Regions from separate parts of the Homo sapiens genome. Here all the other regions are linked to region 2. Evidence: read pairs that join two places in POLR2A ChIA-PET (ENCODE). Cell type or tissue: MCF 10A. All regions are shown on one strand.

Evidence for each region. Peaks named below come from ENCODE experiments on the same cell type or tissue, not always from the same donor. Only the 100,000 strongest peaks of a DNase experiment are listed, where the experiment ranks them.
Region 1: POLR2A ChIA-PET joins it to region 2 with 5 read pairs; 2 of 35 experiments call an interaction of 5 or more read pairs at or near these places.
Region 3: POLR2A ChIA-PET joins it to region 2 with 5 read pairs; 2 of 35 experiments call an interaction of 5 or more read pairs at or near these places.
Region 4: POLR2A ChIA-PET joins it to region 2 with 5 read pairs; 5 of 35 experiments call an interaction of 5 or more read pairs at or near these places.

Annotation. Positions count from the first base shown.
Region 1 is chr5:96,290,871-96,294,870 of GRCh38, forward strand. The region is part of intron 1 of LOC101929710 (a long non-coding RNA gene); the gene reads left to right. It also overlaps a transcript of CAST not described here. Among named protein-coding and RNA genes, the nearest start is that of PCSK1, 140 kb to the right of the region's middle. In MCF 10A, no CTCF peak of the experiment used is centred here; a DNase peak (open chromatin) is centred at 2,241.
Region 2 is chr5:96,147,555-96,151,554 of GRCh38, forward strand. The region is part of intron 1 of LOC101929710 (a long non-coding RNA gene); the gene reads left to right. It also overlaps a transcript of CAST not described here. Among named protein-coding and RNA genes, the nearest start is that of MIR583, 70 kb to the left of the region's middle. In MCF 10A, no CTCF peak of the experiment used is centred here; a DNase peak (open chromatin) is centred at 2,217.
Region 3 is chr5:95,884,729-95,888,728 of GRCh38, forward strand. It overlaps ELL2 (elongation factor for RNA polymerase II 2), which reads right to left. Exons shown (of 12, transcript NM_012081.6): 12 at 370-4,000. Among named protein-coding and RNA genes, the nearest start is that of LINC01554, 34 kb to the left of the region's middle. In MCF 10A, no CTCF peak of the experiment used is centred here; no DNase peak of the experiment used is centred here.
Region 4 is chr5:96,242,914-96,246,913 of GRCh38, forward strand. The region is part of intron 1 of LOC101929710 (a long non-coding RNA gene); the gene reads left to right. It also overlaps a transcript of CAST not described here. Among named protein-coding and RNA genes, the nearest start is that of MIR583, 170 kb to the left of the region's middle. In MCF 10A, no CTCF peak of the experiment used is centred here; no DNase peak of the experiment used is centred here.

The sequences.
Region 1 (4,000 bases), 140 kb after region 2:
AGGCTTTACGTGTGTAATCTATAGGACCTTGGGGGAAATGACAGTGAGCAACTTCTGAAGCTTGGTTATGAAAGAAAATGTGACTTCCACCTTGCCTTCTCTTGAATCTCTCCCTCTGGAGGAAAACAGCCACCATGTTCTGAGGATATTCAAGCAGCTTTACAGAGAACAACTGAGGCTCTCCACCAACAGACAAGGTGAACATACTAGCCATGTGAATGAATCATCTTGGAAGCAGATCTTCCAGACACAATCAAACCTTCATATGACTGTAGTCTCAGCTGAAATCTTGACTCTTGAGAGAGCCTGAGCTAAAATGAAAGCTCACACTCCTAAATTCTTGATCCACAGAAACTGTGTGAGGTAATAAACAATTATTATAATTTAAAGCCAGTGAGTTTTGGGATAATTTGTTATGCAGCTGTAGATAGCTAATACACAAGCATATAAGCACTCCTATGAATAGATGCAAAGGCTTTGTCAATAACCCCCTGCTTTTTACTTCCCCTTGTAATGTGTACAAATTCTCTTTGGAGAATAGAATGGCTCAAGTTTCATGGTCCTCCATTCTACAAGATGACAGTTCATCTTTGTCAAATTCCTTTTTTTTTCCCGGAAGAAAGATGAACAAATGTCAAATGACCAATAACTTTAGTCTTGGTCTTGCTGAGGCTAGACAGTTCAGAGTTCTCCTGTTGGTATCCACATGGCTCACTTAACTCATTCATTTCTCTCTCTTAATTCTATGCCAATCTTGGTGGAGGTGAATGGGGCTCAGGAAAATTGTTGCTATTTTTGTGCCAAGCTCTGGGGAGAGGGGAGCATGGAAGACTTAGCTTTCTATAGTTTCTTCTGCTTAGGCTTATCACAGTTATGCTTTCTCTCCAGGAGTCATAGACCCATAGGATCCTCCCTGTAAGATCTTCCAAAGTCTCTGCTATTATGATCAATAGAAGACTGATTCCCAGTCTGCGTGTGTGTGTGTGTGTGTGTGTGTGTGTGTGTGTGTGTGTGTGGTGGGGAAGGTGTGCCGATGACAGATACAGAATCTTTCTTTCCTGTTTCTTCCAAATATTTTGTCTCTACTCTGGCTATTTTCTACTTAAGTTCTTAGGCATTTGAAAGCCAAACCTAGAACAATTCAGACTTTTGTGCTTTCTGCCTTTTTTCACCCTTCTCCTTAGGATTACTCTCTGTTTGAATGAGAAGGAAAGAGGCAAACACTGGAAGAAAAAAGACGCATATGTTAATATCTCAAAGATGATATCACTACAAACAGAGGCTTCAAGCTTTACCCTGATTTTGTCCTAAAATTATATGTGAATAGATGCTATCCAAAGGTCAGAGTAGGCATCAAGAATGAAATTTAAACAGAGCTTCGAGACTTCTGTAGATCCTAGGTATTTTGGAAAACCCGTAACATCCATCCTTAGGACTCCGTTTCCAATAAGAGCTTCTCAGTTGTATAACGTAAATATGTTTTAATGTCATAATAACTACTGAATTGTTTTAAACCTTTCACAAATGTAGACAAATTAGTTCTCAACGTTATCTGTTGAATGCACAGGCCACTGGTCTTATCACCTGGAGAGTTGTTAAAATTGCTGGTGCCCAAGCTCTACCCCCAACAAGCCCAATTCAGACTGAATTGCCTCTGTTTTATCTAAGGTTGTGACTTTGAGATTATTCCTTAAGACTTATTCACCTACTAAATAATGGGTTAATGTTCTCACAAGGTGATTATGTTGATTTTGGAATTAATACTAAAGTTAGGAGAATGGGATGATTATTAACTGGGAGAATTTTGTCTTTTAGTAGCTCATACAGTGCTAAATAATTTACAAAGTTCTATCAGATAATGAGACTGACGCGCTGCCCACTGCGTCACAAGGATGACCCAAACACTGTCACAGAATTAGAGTCAACACAGAGGAAGTGGAGTGAAGGGATAGGGAGCGACACTTAATTCTGATGACAGCAGCTATTCACTTAAAGCCTGTATACATGAAACAATAAATTCCCTTTTTGATTAAGCCAGCTGGAGTTTGGTTTTCTGACGTCTTCATTAAAGAGTCCCGACTGATATAGTTCTCCACAAATAGTTGTTGAATAAATGTTTGAATGGAAAATCAAAGTACGAATAGGGGTGGAGGAGTGCAAACAGCAGCCAACTCCTCCTAATATTCTTCTCTGGCCGGGATTCAACCCTGTCATGTTGCACAATTCCAGTGGCCTCCATTCACATGATCTAGAATATGAATGGTGCCAGCTCCTCCCCCAGAGGTGTACAAGGCAGCCCTGAGGGGAGGTTAGGGTGGAATGGCAGAAAATCTGTGGTTCTTAGTTCTTGAGCCTTTAGATCATGGAGTCCCATTTCCCAGAAGCAGAAAGGCTGGTCTCTAGATTTTGTTTGTTTGTTTGTTTTGAGACAGAGTTTCACTCTTTTTGCCCAGACTGGAGTGCAGTGGCACGATCTCAGCTCACTGCAACCTCCACCTTCCGTTTCAAGTGATTCTCCTGTCTCAGCCTCCCGAGTAGCTGGGATTACAGGCACCCACCACCACGCCCCGGCTAATTTTTGTATTTTTAGTAGAGATGGGCTTTACCATGTTTGTCAGGCTGGTCTTGAACTCCTGACCTTGTGATCTGCCTGCCTCAGCCTTCCAAAGTGCTGGGATTACAGGCATGAGCCACCGCGCCTGGCCTCTAGATTCTTTTGTGTTGTGAGTTCATTAATCTTTAGGGGTTCCTCTTTCTTCTCCTTCCAGAGAACTCTAGAAGCACTCAATTTGACTATACTAAGATAGTATTTAGAATATGTGTATTGTTTATAAAAGCTTAGGCCTCATCGTCATATAGTGATGCATAATATAAGTAAATGCCAGATTATTATTATTATTATTTTGAGACACAGTCTTGCTCTGTCGTCCAGGCTGGTGTGCAGTAGCCCAATCTCAGCTCACTGCAACCTCTGCCTCCTGGGTTTTAAGCAATTCTCTCTGCCTCAGCCTCCCGAGTAGCTGGGATTACAGGCACCCAACACCACGCCTGGCTAATTTTTGTATTTTTAGTAGAGATGGGGTTTCACCATGTTGGCCAGGCTGGTCTTGAACTCCTGACCTCAGGTGATCCACCAGCCTCAGTCTCCCAAAGTGCTGGGATTACAGGCATGAGCCACTGTGCCTGGCCCTGAATTATTTTTATTGTAAGTTTCATTCTATTCAAATATTTATTTTACTGAGTCAACTCATTTTTGACTCAATGTATTGCTATGTAAAATGTTCAACTAGCTAACAACTTAAAAAAATTAGATCATGTGCTATCTCTATGCATTGACTTGGGCTGTCTTTTCCTCTGCCTTTGTGTTTATTTCATTCCTATATATAACTCTTTTGGACTTAGAGTCACAATGGTTTGAAGAAAATATGTGGAAGAAAACTGACCTGTTGTTTTTATTTTTAAATTTGCAGTATGCTTCTTCAATGTAGCTCACCTCAGGGAGCATTTTAGAAGTCTTTTCCTGGAATCCTATGAACCCTATGGCATAGAGTTTTATAAATGACTGTTTTGGTTTGACTAGCATGGGTCCACCTGAACCAGTTCTCACTGTAATGTCCAGGAAGTTGATTTGCTTTTCTCTGTCTACACAGAAGAAACACATGTTGTGTAGAAAAGAAATTGCCAGTCTCTGAACATTTCCCTTTGCAGTGTCTGATATAGAAATCTGTAAGCATTTATGCAGATTCTAGAAATATTTGATCTTTCAATATTTTTGCAAGTGTCCAAACCTAAGTGATATGTTTATATACATTTTCTCATTTAAAACAACTAAGTCACCAGCTAAGGTTGCCAGCATTTCGTTGACTATTTCTAGCCGCCAGGCTTTGGAAAGGTCACTCTACTTCACATGGTAGAGGAAAGTAAATAGTTCTGTGCAGCTGTCAGCATAGAGGCCTTCTCACTTGATGTTATTTTCATCCTGTATTGAAATGCTCTATTT
Region 2 (4,000 bases):
ATCGCACCACTGCACTCCAGCCTGGGCGACAGAGCGAGACTCCGTCTCAAAAACAAAACAAAACAAAACAAAACAAAACAAAAACCCCAAAAAAACAAAAGAACAAATAATTTGGTAAGGCTTTGTTACATCATTCTAGCTGTTCTATTGAAGACTGATTAAAGAAGCCACCACCTCTTTTTCTTTCTCATTTTGCCAACCACACAATTCTTTAGGTAAGTGTCAAAGTGATTACTTATGCTGCCGTAGTCTAGATAGCCTGTGCAGATCAGCAACAGGACATTATCAGCACTTTAAAACCATCTTATGGTCATTTTTGAAAATAAAAAAAGAAATTAATTTTTATCCCATCCATCCACATGAATCCCACTGTTAGCTCAGTATTAGAAAATGTGGTACAGAATATTGTCAGTGAGAAACAAAACAGAAGTTTGGTTCAATTTCATCATCGGACTTATTGCTATTGCCTATCTTTTGTCTGGAATTCTTTTCTTACGGTGACTTCACAAAATTGACACTGTGAGAGGGACTATTGGTCACACAGGGACTCTTTGGTCATGAGAAAATAGTTCCTAGTTTTCTTCTGCTGATGGGAAGATTTGTTTGGCAGATAAAACCTCAGGAACATGCTATGTACCCAGTCTCAGCAGGTTTGAGGCAAATTTCCATTTTAATTTTGTCTCTCAAATTCTGTTGGCTTAATCAACACCTCTGATATGTTGAAACAATATGATAATGATTTTTTTTGTGGAAATATGCTTGATTGGTAGCAGTCACCTGTCTGTTCGGCACACTAAAATACTGTCTGTCATGATTATTAGAAAGCGTCTGAATTATGTGTTTTGATGCCTTCATTATATGGCTTTAGTTTATAATTAGAATCTTCATAAGCTTTTTCACCACAATTATTCGGTAGTTTCTAGGCAGGCAGTTTCTTTAAATGAATAAGTACAGATCAGCATTACTCTCCCCACTGAACAGATGAAGAAACTGAGACAATTTCATGCCTAGCCCAACACGTTCTGGTGAGTCAGAGTCAGCGTTAGGATAAAACTTCAGTTTATGTGCTTAGGCCAACACATCTTGTGTAACTCTGAAGTTAAATTTCTGGAATCAGGGACACTCTTTTGGTTTAATATATGCTAGAGCAATAGAATGATGTGTAGTTATAAAAACTGGAAACTATTAAATCAAGTTATCTGATCCCTACCTGAGCTAGGTGAAGAAATGCCTAACTATACACGGAAGACTGTATAACAGTGGAAAGAGCAAGAGGCTAGAGTTGGAAGAAGCAGACTCCAGTGAGAAGAGCTGTGTGACCTTGGTCACGTCACTTAGCATCTTAAGAGCCTAGTGTCTTTACTTGTAAAGTGTGGGGCATCTGAAGACACATTTTCTAAAGTCTAAATTTCTATTGCAGAATTTTGAAACTGTTATATTTGTGTTTGGAAGAATCCTTCTTAGGTGAATCTTAATTCAATCAAAATTTCTATTCTCTTAAATATTTATTTTTAAGTGGAAATTATTACAAGAGACAGTTTCCTTGGCTTTGACTTGGCGTATGGAGTCTTCTCTCTGTCATCAGTTCTGCTGAAGAGCACAGAAGGGAATTGGGGAATGAGACTTGTCTGTGAGGAAGCTGTGTGTACACTGCAGGCACAAACTTGTAAGGCAAGACTCCCTCCATAACTCCTTCCCATTCCTCCTGGGGCTGGAGGCCGAACTCTAAAACACCTCCTCCTACCCCACAGTGCCTTATTGATGGATGGAAGAAGTTTTCACATGGGGAGGATATTTGCTAGGCTATTTTTCTAGCAGCTCTTGTTATCCATCACCATCCCTATGCACTTGGTCTGTTTGTCATGGAATGAGTCTGGGGGAATTTGCTTTTTCAGCTTCTTTCTTCCTTCCCATGCTTTTGCCAAGTGAGAAGAACATGGCATCAGCCTCATTGAAATGCAGTGGTGCCTCCCTATTTTTCCAAGGCTGCCCCTGTGAAAAAGGAGCTTGATGAGACTCATTAAGGGCAAATCATGGGGGTTAGGGTTACTTTGAAGGGTTTTCTCTGCAGAGGTCCAGATTTATTTCTGAATATCACTGACCCAGAGGCCAGTTTCACATCCTGCAAAAAAATGCTCTAAGAGAATGTGTCAGCAGAACTGGCATTGCATGTCTAGACAAAGAATTGACATTAGCATCATCAGCTAGCATCCAATCTGTTAATTCTTGTGTAAGCATTCGCTGTCTGAGCCTCAGGCATTTTTGGACTTGAAACAAAAACTTTAGCTCTAAGATTTAAACTTAGGTCTTTCAGGAGCTTCTTTCAGGGGAAGGAATAACAAGGTAACTTATTTCAAGATCAGATATTTTATTGATAAACATAAAAGTTCCCTCATCTTTTTTTTTCCTTCTTTAGTAAAATGGTGACTGTGTCATCACCATCTTCATCCTATTGTATATTTGTTATCTCAAAAAATATTTGTTAAATACCCACTGGGAGTTTATGCAGGGCATTCTGCTGATACATTGGTGAATAAAACAGCCAAGGTCCCTACCTCCTGGAGTTTATAGCTTAATGGGGGAGACTGCCCACAAACAAGTGTAACAGGATCTCTCTGTCTCAGTTTTGGCTGAGGCACCAGAGAACAAAGCAGTAGGTGTCAAGTCCCTTGGCTTTCTAAACTGAGGTGCTAGACTACCTCTGCAGGACTGGTGGAAAAGGTACTGGTTCTGCCAGTCAGAACCCATCATCTACCTCCAGGGCTCCAGGGTTGAGGAGAAGGCTTAGCGTTCTTGGAGGTTTCAGTGTTGGTAGAGGGGATTTCTTGAGGAGAGTTGTCACTGTGCTGTAAGGTTCCCCTCACTGCAGGGAGGAGCTGTGTATCCCCCACTCTCAAAACTAGTAGGGAGGAGGCTTCCAGGGAACCACTCAGAGAGAACGCTGTCCTGTGTTTCCTGAATCTGGGGGACTTGGGGACTGACATATGAGGCATCTCAAGGCAGAGGCAGGGGCAGTGGAGAGAAGAGATGCTGTATTGAGAATGGCCAGCCCTTCCATAGTTGACTGGGTAAAAACTGACTCTGAGGAAGGAGCAGACTGGGTCATCTTGGCAGCAACTTAAGAGGGAGAAACTACGGAGTGAGGTGACTCTGGAAAGAGACAGGTCTCTAGAATGGAGTGGCAGAGTGGGATGGTGGGGAAGATTCTTAAGGGACCAACCCGAAAGACTATTGCCTGGCAAAGCAGCTGTGGGGGGCAGGGCCTCTGAAAACCCCATAAAGAGCAGGCCTGGGAAGCTTGGTTATCTGCCAGATGCAGAGGTAAAAACCCCAGATTACAGTGACATCTGACAAGACAGACCTATATTCCCCTCTTCTCCATCTGCTGCCCCAAACCTGAAGAGCCACAATCCACAACTACAAAGATGGGAGGAGGTGGAGTGAGGAGAAAGCTGACAAGGCTGTCTTCCTGATGAGCTTCCTTGCCTGGATCAGAAGCAGATCTGAGCTGTGAGAGGGGAGGAATCATTGGTTAACTTAGGTTTAGAGTTCTGATATTAAAATCACCCTAGAAAACAGACTATTTGTTTAAGACTTGGAAGTGACTGTGATAGCTATGGGACTGGTGGAGATTTTTCATCTAGAGACAGGAAAGAACATATGAAGACAGCAGATTCAAAGAGGCAGAGGAAGGAGAGGATCAATTGCTTTCTGTCTGCACATACTGATTCCAGTTTCTTTACTATCCTAACTTGATTATGCTAGTAAATAAATAAAATGTTGAATTATAAAACCGTGACACCAGGTGAGGTAGTGTGTGCCTGTAGTCCTAGCTTTTCAAGAGGTTGAGGCATGAGGATCACTTGAGTCCAGGAGTTCAAGTCCAGCCTGGGCAACATAGTGAGGCCCCATCTCTAAAAAATTAATAAGCAAATTAAAAAGAATCATAAAACTGCTCTTAAAGGATAGTGCAGAGGGTGGTAGTGGAGGAGACCTATTT
Region 3 (4,000 bases), 260 kb before region 2:
AGACTTCCCAGGCTCTGCCATTTACTAGCTGTGTGATAGGCAAGTTTCTTAACTTCTTTATGACTTAGTTTGCCCACCTGTAAAATGGAGATAACAGGTGGTGAGGAGAAATGGGATAATGCAGCAAAAATGTGTAACAAAAAGGAAACCTTCCATAAATGGTAACTATGATTATTGTTCCCCTAGTAGAAGTTGTCCCTGGAGGGCCTGTCCTACACTTAGAAAAAGATCCCTGGAGCAAATTCCCTGCTCCCACTTCCTAGAGCCCTAACAAGTAATATCTCTGCTAATACTTTGTCATAGGCTCTTTCTGTTTGTTTTTAAGACAAAGAGGCTTGAAATGAGACAAAGGAAAAACAAGTACCAGAATTGCAAAGTTAACATTTTTATTGAACTGAAATTGGTGTAGAACAGGGGCAACCACAGCTGCTGAGCTCTGTAACAACTGAAAAGCCCCTGTGACATTTTACCTTTGAGAGTCCTAACACGGTTTGAGTGGAACAGCTGAGAAACAGCATATATATATTTTAACACCTCAAAATAGTTTGAAATGAGCCTCACAGCCTTGTTCAATCTTCAGATTACAAATAACATTGATAGCATCTCCTGTGGCCTTCAGTTAGTAGTGCCAGTTAATATTGTTTCTGAAAACTTTCCTCTCAAAGTGCTGGCTATAATTTTTTCTCCATCCAGTACACATAAGAAAAGGATTTAGTAACACTTGGGCAAGTAATAAACTGTAGAACTTTAAAAGTAGTAAAGGCATATACCAAGCATACGTGACTCCACACATTGTCAGAAAGGCAGTGGACTGGCTAACGAGTTTCTGCCAAGTTTCAGAAGCAAAGAATGCACTAATGAAAAGGGTAAGGCATCCAAGCAGAGTGTCTGAATTGATGGACCACTTTTGTCTAAAACTAATTTCAACATCTTCCAATATGCAAGCAGGCATTTGTTTTACATAAGGTGAAACACTTTATAAGAGAAAAGAAAACTCCTATAAAGCTTATAAGATCAGAAAAAATTAATACTGAATTTTTATAATCAATGCATGGAGCAATGATATAAACTGACCATAACAATTTTGTGAGAACAAGTATAAAACTATCCATTACTACCTTAAAGAGTTGAAAGTTAAGCCCTCTAAAGTATTCAAAGTGGAATAAATAACAAGGTAGGAAATGCAATACCTATATATTTTAAAAAGCCCACATCTAGTTAATGTTCTCTTAGTTTGTTTTAAATCAGTTGTTCATCCAACCTGGAGTTGATTTAAGGATGTTGGTAAAAATCTTCAAAAGTCCTTCAAATCATTTTAGATGAAATGTGATAGAAAAAACTATACAACTCATTCTCTAATCTTGCTATTTTTCACACCATCCTTCCAAAAAAGAAAAGAAAAAAAACTAGATAAATTCTTCCACCGGAGTAACTGACATTAAGTGGCCACTATTCCTGTAGTAATCATTTGTAAGAATCTAAAAGTCTTGCAGTAGGGGACGAAAAATGATTATAAATATTTTAATAGGCTCATGCCTCATCTTCAAAAGGGATGAAACTTGGATAGTAGCAGATTCAGAGATTTATAATTTTCAAATTTACAACTAATAGACAGACACACTTTTGCAAGGATCTGTCCAACACATACAACTAACATCTAAATTAAGGCTTTTACTGGTATGTGATCAGGTCTAAGGGTATGCAATGCTGGATTTCCATTTAGCATCTCCAGCTTTCATTGTTACCCAACTTGTAAACCAGAAGATGTGCTGATGTACAGGGTAGGAGCTCCAATGGCTAACCATTCACCAACTGGAAGGCTTGTTTGTAAACAGGTTCTGAAACAAGAGTTGGCAGTGAAACAACTGAGGAGGTGCCTCAGATCATGCAAAGGGGAAAAGTGATTTGCACCTGCTGACATGATGGACATTAAAAAAAAAAAAAAGCCAATAGTTGACCTTCAGTTCAAGATTTCAAGATTTACAGACCTAAAAGTTTAGAACTACATCCAAGCCAATGGTTCTCATACTTTAGCTTGCAGAAAGTCACCTACAAGAAACCTGTGAAAATGCAGATACTTGGGCCCTATACCTAGAGATTCTAACTCAGGTGATCCAAATGGTCCAAGCACCTTTTGCTTTTGAGAAACCTTGCTCATAGCAAATAGCAGCACACAGTCTTTGATTAAAAGGCCAAGATGTCCAAGAAATAACACCAATGAGTTCATTACCTATAGACGAACCACTCAGGAGACTCTATCATAATAATATGATGCCTGAATTTATCCCCAATTAAGTTTCCCTTTCCTTTTTTCAATTAAAAAGTTTGAAATAAATTAACGTTTAATAATGATTGTACCAATTCTGAGGTAAAAAAAGAGCACCAGGGATCTCAATGCTAAAAGAAACAGAATTCCTTAGGAGGTCCATGCTACATAGAACCAAAATTTCTGCGGTAATGTTATAGAGTTGTAGTGCAAAAGGGACTTGTTTCAGTCTTTGTATAGTCTGTATACTTCTGTATACATTTAGTATATTATCTAATCTTTCCAGTTAATGTTTTAGAACTCCAAAGAGAAAAGTTAATCTACATGCTCTCTCAAGTTTTCTAGATAACCAACATTTTTCTGGTTTACAGTGATACACAACAAAGTTATTCATTTATTTTTCTGGATGCTGGAGACAAACATCTTTATTAAAGACACTACCAAAATTTTGGCAAACATTTCAAAACAGATTTGTAAACATAATGCTTCCCTTTTCAACTGGCAGCACTTTGAAAAGACAATACAATAAGACAATACAACTTGAATCAACATTAATTCAAAATCCTTATATTTTTGACCACATAACTTATGTTCCCACATGATAAAACAAGTGACAGTTTAAATCAATGTCAACAGATAAACTCCATGAAATGAAAGTTTGTGCTGTTTGATGAATCACAGTATGTTATGGTTAAATATATCCACTCTTTTTTATATTCCTGGCACCAGGATGAAAAAAAAAATCTTTAAATATACCTCTTATGTAGGTAATAGCTTCTTTGCATATCTCTCTTCAAAAAATACTTTATAGCAGTATATAAATAGGTTACCTACACATTTCATTTTATAATTTTGTCCCAAAACTATAGATCTGTTTCATTTTCATGACATATCAATTTTTGCCCAACATTAATAAAGCTGACAAACTCGTTGAAATGGAAATGCTTTTGTCTTCCACAACAAAAGTAGCAATTTGATAGAAGAAAAAAAACAAAAAAACAAAAAAACACCCTACAGTAACACTCGTCAGTTGTTTAACCTGAGCGTTTGGCCTACTAGGAGTAGCAGCTTTTTTTCCTTCATGCACGCTCACATCCACACCACCTCTGCACACATACAGATCGAGCACACACTTCCAGATGCTGGTAGGCCACAGTATGCTTCCCATTGCTCTAATCAAGTGGGAAGCAGTGTAGCTAATGATTAACCACACTATGTACACAACTAGCAAACACCTTAAGGCAACCATTGCAATGGGGGGTTAACTTGCAGGGCGGATTTAATGTTCTAGATCAAGTCAGCCTGTATATACATATGTGTATGTGAATCTATACACATACACCTTTCTATTTTTTAACCCTCCAAGACAATGTTTATTTTTTTAATTTTGTGCAAATTTCTAAATATTCTACCATTTAAGGCAAAGAGTTTGCATTAAGAAACGTCAGAAAATAGGCTTACGTTTATCCAAAAGCATTTCACCTTGCACATTACTGTTGTTGTTTTTTAAACACATACAACTTTTAAGTGTGGACACTGGATCCCCAATATCTAAAAAATCATTTCTAATAACAAACACAAGTTTTTGAGGAAAAAAAACTGATTTGAAATATAGACAATGGATCCCCAATACCTAAAAAAATTATTTCTATTAACAAACACAAGTCTTGGGGGTGGGGTGGTGGGGAGGACCAGAAAGAGCAGCTTCGAAATGCAGGGAAGCAAAGTAAAATG
Region 4 (4,000 bases), 95 kb after region 2:
TGCATATGCTGAAATCATTGAGGTTTCTTCATATTTCTTTTTTGGATACATCAAATGGCAATAATGATAGTGTGGCATGATAAAAACTGGGACTACTCTATAAATACGTTCAAAATTTATTCCTTAATTTGTAACATAAATCTTGGCTGCATTCCTTATATTTCTGTGTTAGGCAGAACACATATAAGGATAAATAAGGTATGGTTTCCACCCTTCTCAAAGTACTTCCCATTATAATAGTATGATGATTTATCAGCAGCAACTGTTTTTTTTTTTTTTTCTTTACAGGTCAAACATTGGGATTATTTTTTAAAAATAGAAGTACTCAGCATAACTAAATGCCTTTTTTCTCTCTGGCAATGGAAGTTTTATTTATTTAAGCAAATCAATAGAGAATTTTTTTTTTTTTTTACCAAGCTGTTACAAGAGACTGAAGAACGTTTTGCTCACTAATCCTAGGGTAATGGAAGAAGAATTTTCTTCCTCTGTGGTTCCTAGACTTTGTGGAGTCAGAAAAGTTAAGCTTGACTGAATTTACATTTTTAAAATTTTTTTTGGTTAAATACACATGATTTTTCCTTTTATTAGTAATGGCACCAATATGCAGTCACATATTTACTTTAAGTACTGCTATATCTCTATCCACATATAGTAAGAGAAAAAATATAGATGCAGTTTCTGGAGAAGAGGCTTTTTATTTCTGAACTTTCTAAATGCTGGTCAGTGAATGCCACCAATAAAAAATATTTTGCTCGCCAGAAATAGAGATATGCATCCCTCAGAGTCAGGCATGTGGGTTTTATCAAATGTAGTGGATTTTGTCTGTGGACATCTGCGGATTTTTTCTGCCCAGATTCATTTAACCCTACTTTGGGTAAAACTACCCCGACCTCTCCCTATTCCATCTTATCTTAATGGCAGTATCACATGAGGTACCCCTTCCCAAATGCATGAGCACTTGACTCAAGCCATACCTATGAGAGTGTTCTTTTCCTGAGAATTACCTACCTCATAAAACTATTGTATGGATTAAGTGTGTTAATAACATGCAAAGTATTTAGAAGCATTACTGCATAGGGTAAGCAGTACATGAGTGCACTCTTATTATTCTTAAGCAGAGTGACGTTAAGGTTAGAAAGTGGCTAGAGTTGGAATATTCTGACCACACTGCCCTAAGGCACTCCCTTAGTTCCTCTACCTTGATCCCCAGGGCAGTGTAGTTTCTGTTCTTCCCAAAGTCTGATCATAAAGCATTTTTTCCAGTTCTATGAGCTTCCTTGTATCTTTCCAATAAATTCACTCAATAAATAAAATGACTTTCTATTTATTGAGATCCAATAATTTTGATAAATAAAGAGAAGATTTCAGGAAAGCTCCAAACATTGCAATTAAGTAATATTCCACAAGACTTTAAATTATTTGTATTTTGCTTTGAATTATGATTTCTTATTCCTTCTAAATATAGTGTTGTATTGTTCTGGGAAATATGGTAAGCAAAATAATAAAACCATAGTAGAATTATCCGACACAGAAAAAGTTGGAAAATGAAAAATTATGGAAATAAATAGCTGTTTCACAGTAGCATTAATTCTTTAAGAAAACTCATCATCACCACCAAAATTATAGATACCGGACATTATTTGGAGATTCACAGATATTATTTCTGATCTTTATAGCAAGTCTGTAAATAATATTTACCCCATTTTATACACGGGAAAGCTGAATGGTTGAGGCTTGTTCATTAGTTATCAGCTAACTAGAATTCCAGCCCAGTTCTGCTCACTACAAAGCCTGCACTTTTTCTACTATAACACATTTTCATTTTCTTAAATTGTAAAATTCTTTTTGTTTCTAAACTTGGGATGTTAATTTTTAAGTGGTGTGAAAATTTTTAAGTGGCGTCTATTCATTATTTCATTAAATATTTATTGAGTGACTTTGTGGGTAATTAAGATATTCATGAGTGTGGGTAAATATAGCCTTAGGGGATATGTTTTAGAGTGAGGTGGCAAAATGGCATGCGGAGCAAAGAACTTTTGTAGATTATTTAGATTAAATCTAAAATATGTCTATCAAAAGCAATTATAACTATTCCTCTTTTTAGTAGAGGTAATCCACTCACAATTTATTTAAACAGACTACAAAAAATCTTCCTTCCTTTTTGTTCCCTTAACCCCAGTCCATCCTACTCAAATCACATACATTCATACTATGACATATTTAGAAAACTTTCTAAATTCTAGAGAATTTTAGTTCATTAAATTTTAGGTTTATGCTATGCAGCAAAAGTGTAAAAGTTTTTTCTTTGCTGAAGAAAAACTGGATAGAGTCCCGAATATATCAATACTGGCAGTAAGGTTTTAGACACACTTGTGCAGAGCCAGAGATAAATAACCACAATACTAGCCTCCAAGGAGCTAGAAAGTAATGGTTGTGTGGAAACTTTTAGAGCATCTATAGTCAAAGCTGGCAACCACTTTATCTTTAACTGTTCTAACACTCATAACAGGGATCTCATAGGAGTGTACAGAAAACTGTAAATTTTTATCTTTTTCCTTCCCTTAGTTTCACACTATATACTCTCCCTGTTAAGCAATAGAAGGGAAGAGGTTAACAATTTGCCCCACTGACAACAGAGTTTACTTAGTTTACACAGAAGAAATTTTCTGTGTGTTCAGGGCTATCAGTGTTTGCTCTCTGTGTAATGGAAAAAAAAAAAAAAAACAAATAGTGAGTAGACACTGGCAGGCTGAAATACCAAAGAAGCATAACTAGGCTTTGGTTCTACACATGCAGGAAGGTTCTGCATATTCAAATCCATTACTGATGATTAGTTTTAGTTTAAAGACTTGGTCTATGTGAGATTGTATTTGGAAAATCCATGCAGCTGGGGGGACTTACGGCAAATGTTATTGTTTCTTGTTCTGTCTTAATGTCTTTGAACTTCTTAGGGTGCTAGCTATGAGGCTGACTGGTCTTATATGGGAGAATGAACTCTGTGTGTTCACAGCGCAGGACCCGGCTGAATCTAAGTGTATCCCAGAAGCAGCACCAACTACCATTTGGATTGAGGAGGCAGGTGATTGTAAATCCTGAAGGTAGAGGTAGTTGAACTGAGAAGCCCAGGCACTCAGAGAACCTCTCAAAACCATAGCATCCCTGGTCAGAGGTTCCAAACTTGGCAGAGATTTAAAAAACACAGACTCCAGCATCCCAACCAAACCTTCCAAACTAGCATATCCAAGGGTGGATCCTGGAAACCTGTCTGTCTTCCTTTTTTTTTTTTTGAGACGGAGTCTTGCTCTGTCGCCCAGGCTGGAGTGCAGTGGCACGATCTCGGCTCACTGCAAGCTCCGCCTCCGGGGTTCAGGCCATTCTCCTGCCTCAGCCTCCCGAGTAGCTGGGACTACAGGCACCCGCCACCATGCCCGGCTAATTTCTTTTTGTATTTTCAGTAGAGACGGGGTTTCACTGTGTTACCCAGGATGGTCTCGATTTCCTGACCTTGTGATCTGCCCGCCTCAGCTCCCAGAGTGCTGGGATTACAGGCGTGAGCCAAAGCGGAAACCTGTTTTCTTAACAAGCAGCTCTGAGGATCAGCTAGAATTGTGAACGAGCATTCTAAGTCCTTTATGAAGAAGAAATAGCCCACCTTTCTCACTCCACTGGCACAGTTGCTAGCTTGCAGGGTACAAGAACTGGTACCAATGTGTTCTTGAAGAGTAAGAGAGTAATTGGAAGCAAGTTTCTCAGTACATCTACCTTTTTAAGTCTCCTTTCCTCCCCTCAAATTGCCAGCTTCACTCCCCAGTAATTTGAATTTGACATATTTCACCCACTTTCACATTTCCTGGCTTGGCTTCGATCTGGCCAACTATTAGGTAGCTAGATAAGTGACCATGTACCTTAAAGGTAAATATTGAAGTATAATAATTTTAGTAATTAATAGAGGTTCTAGAAAACGGGAATTAACCTATGGAAGGATCAAAACTTTTTAAAT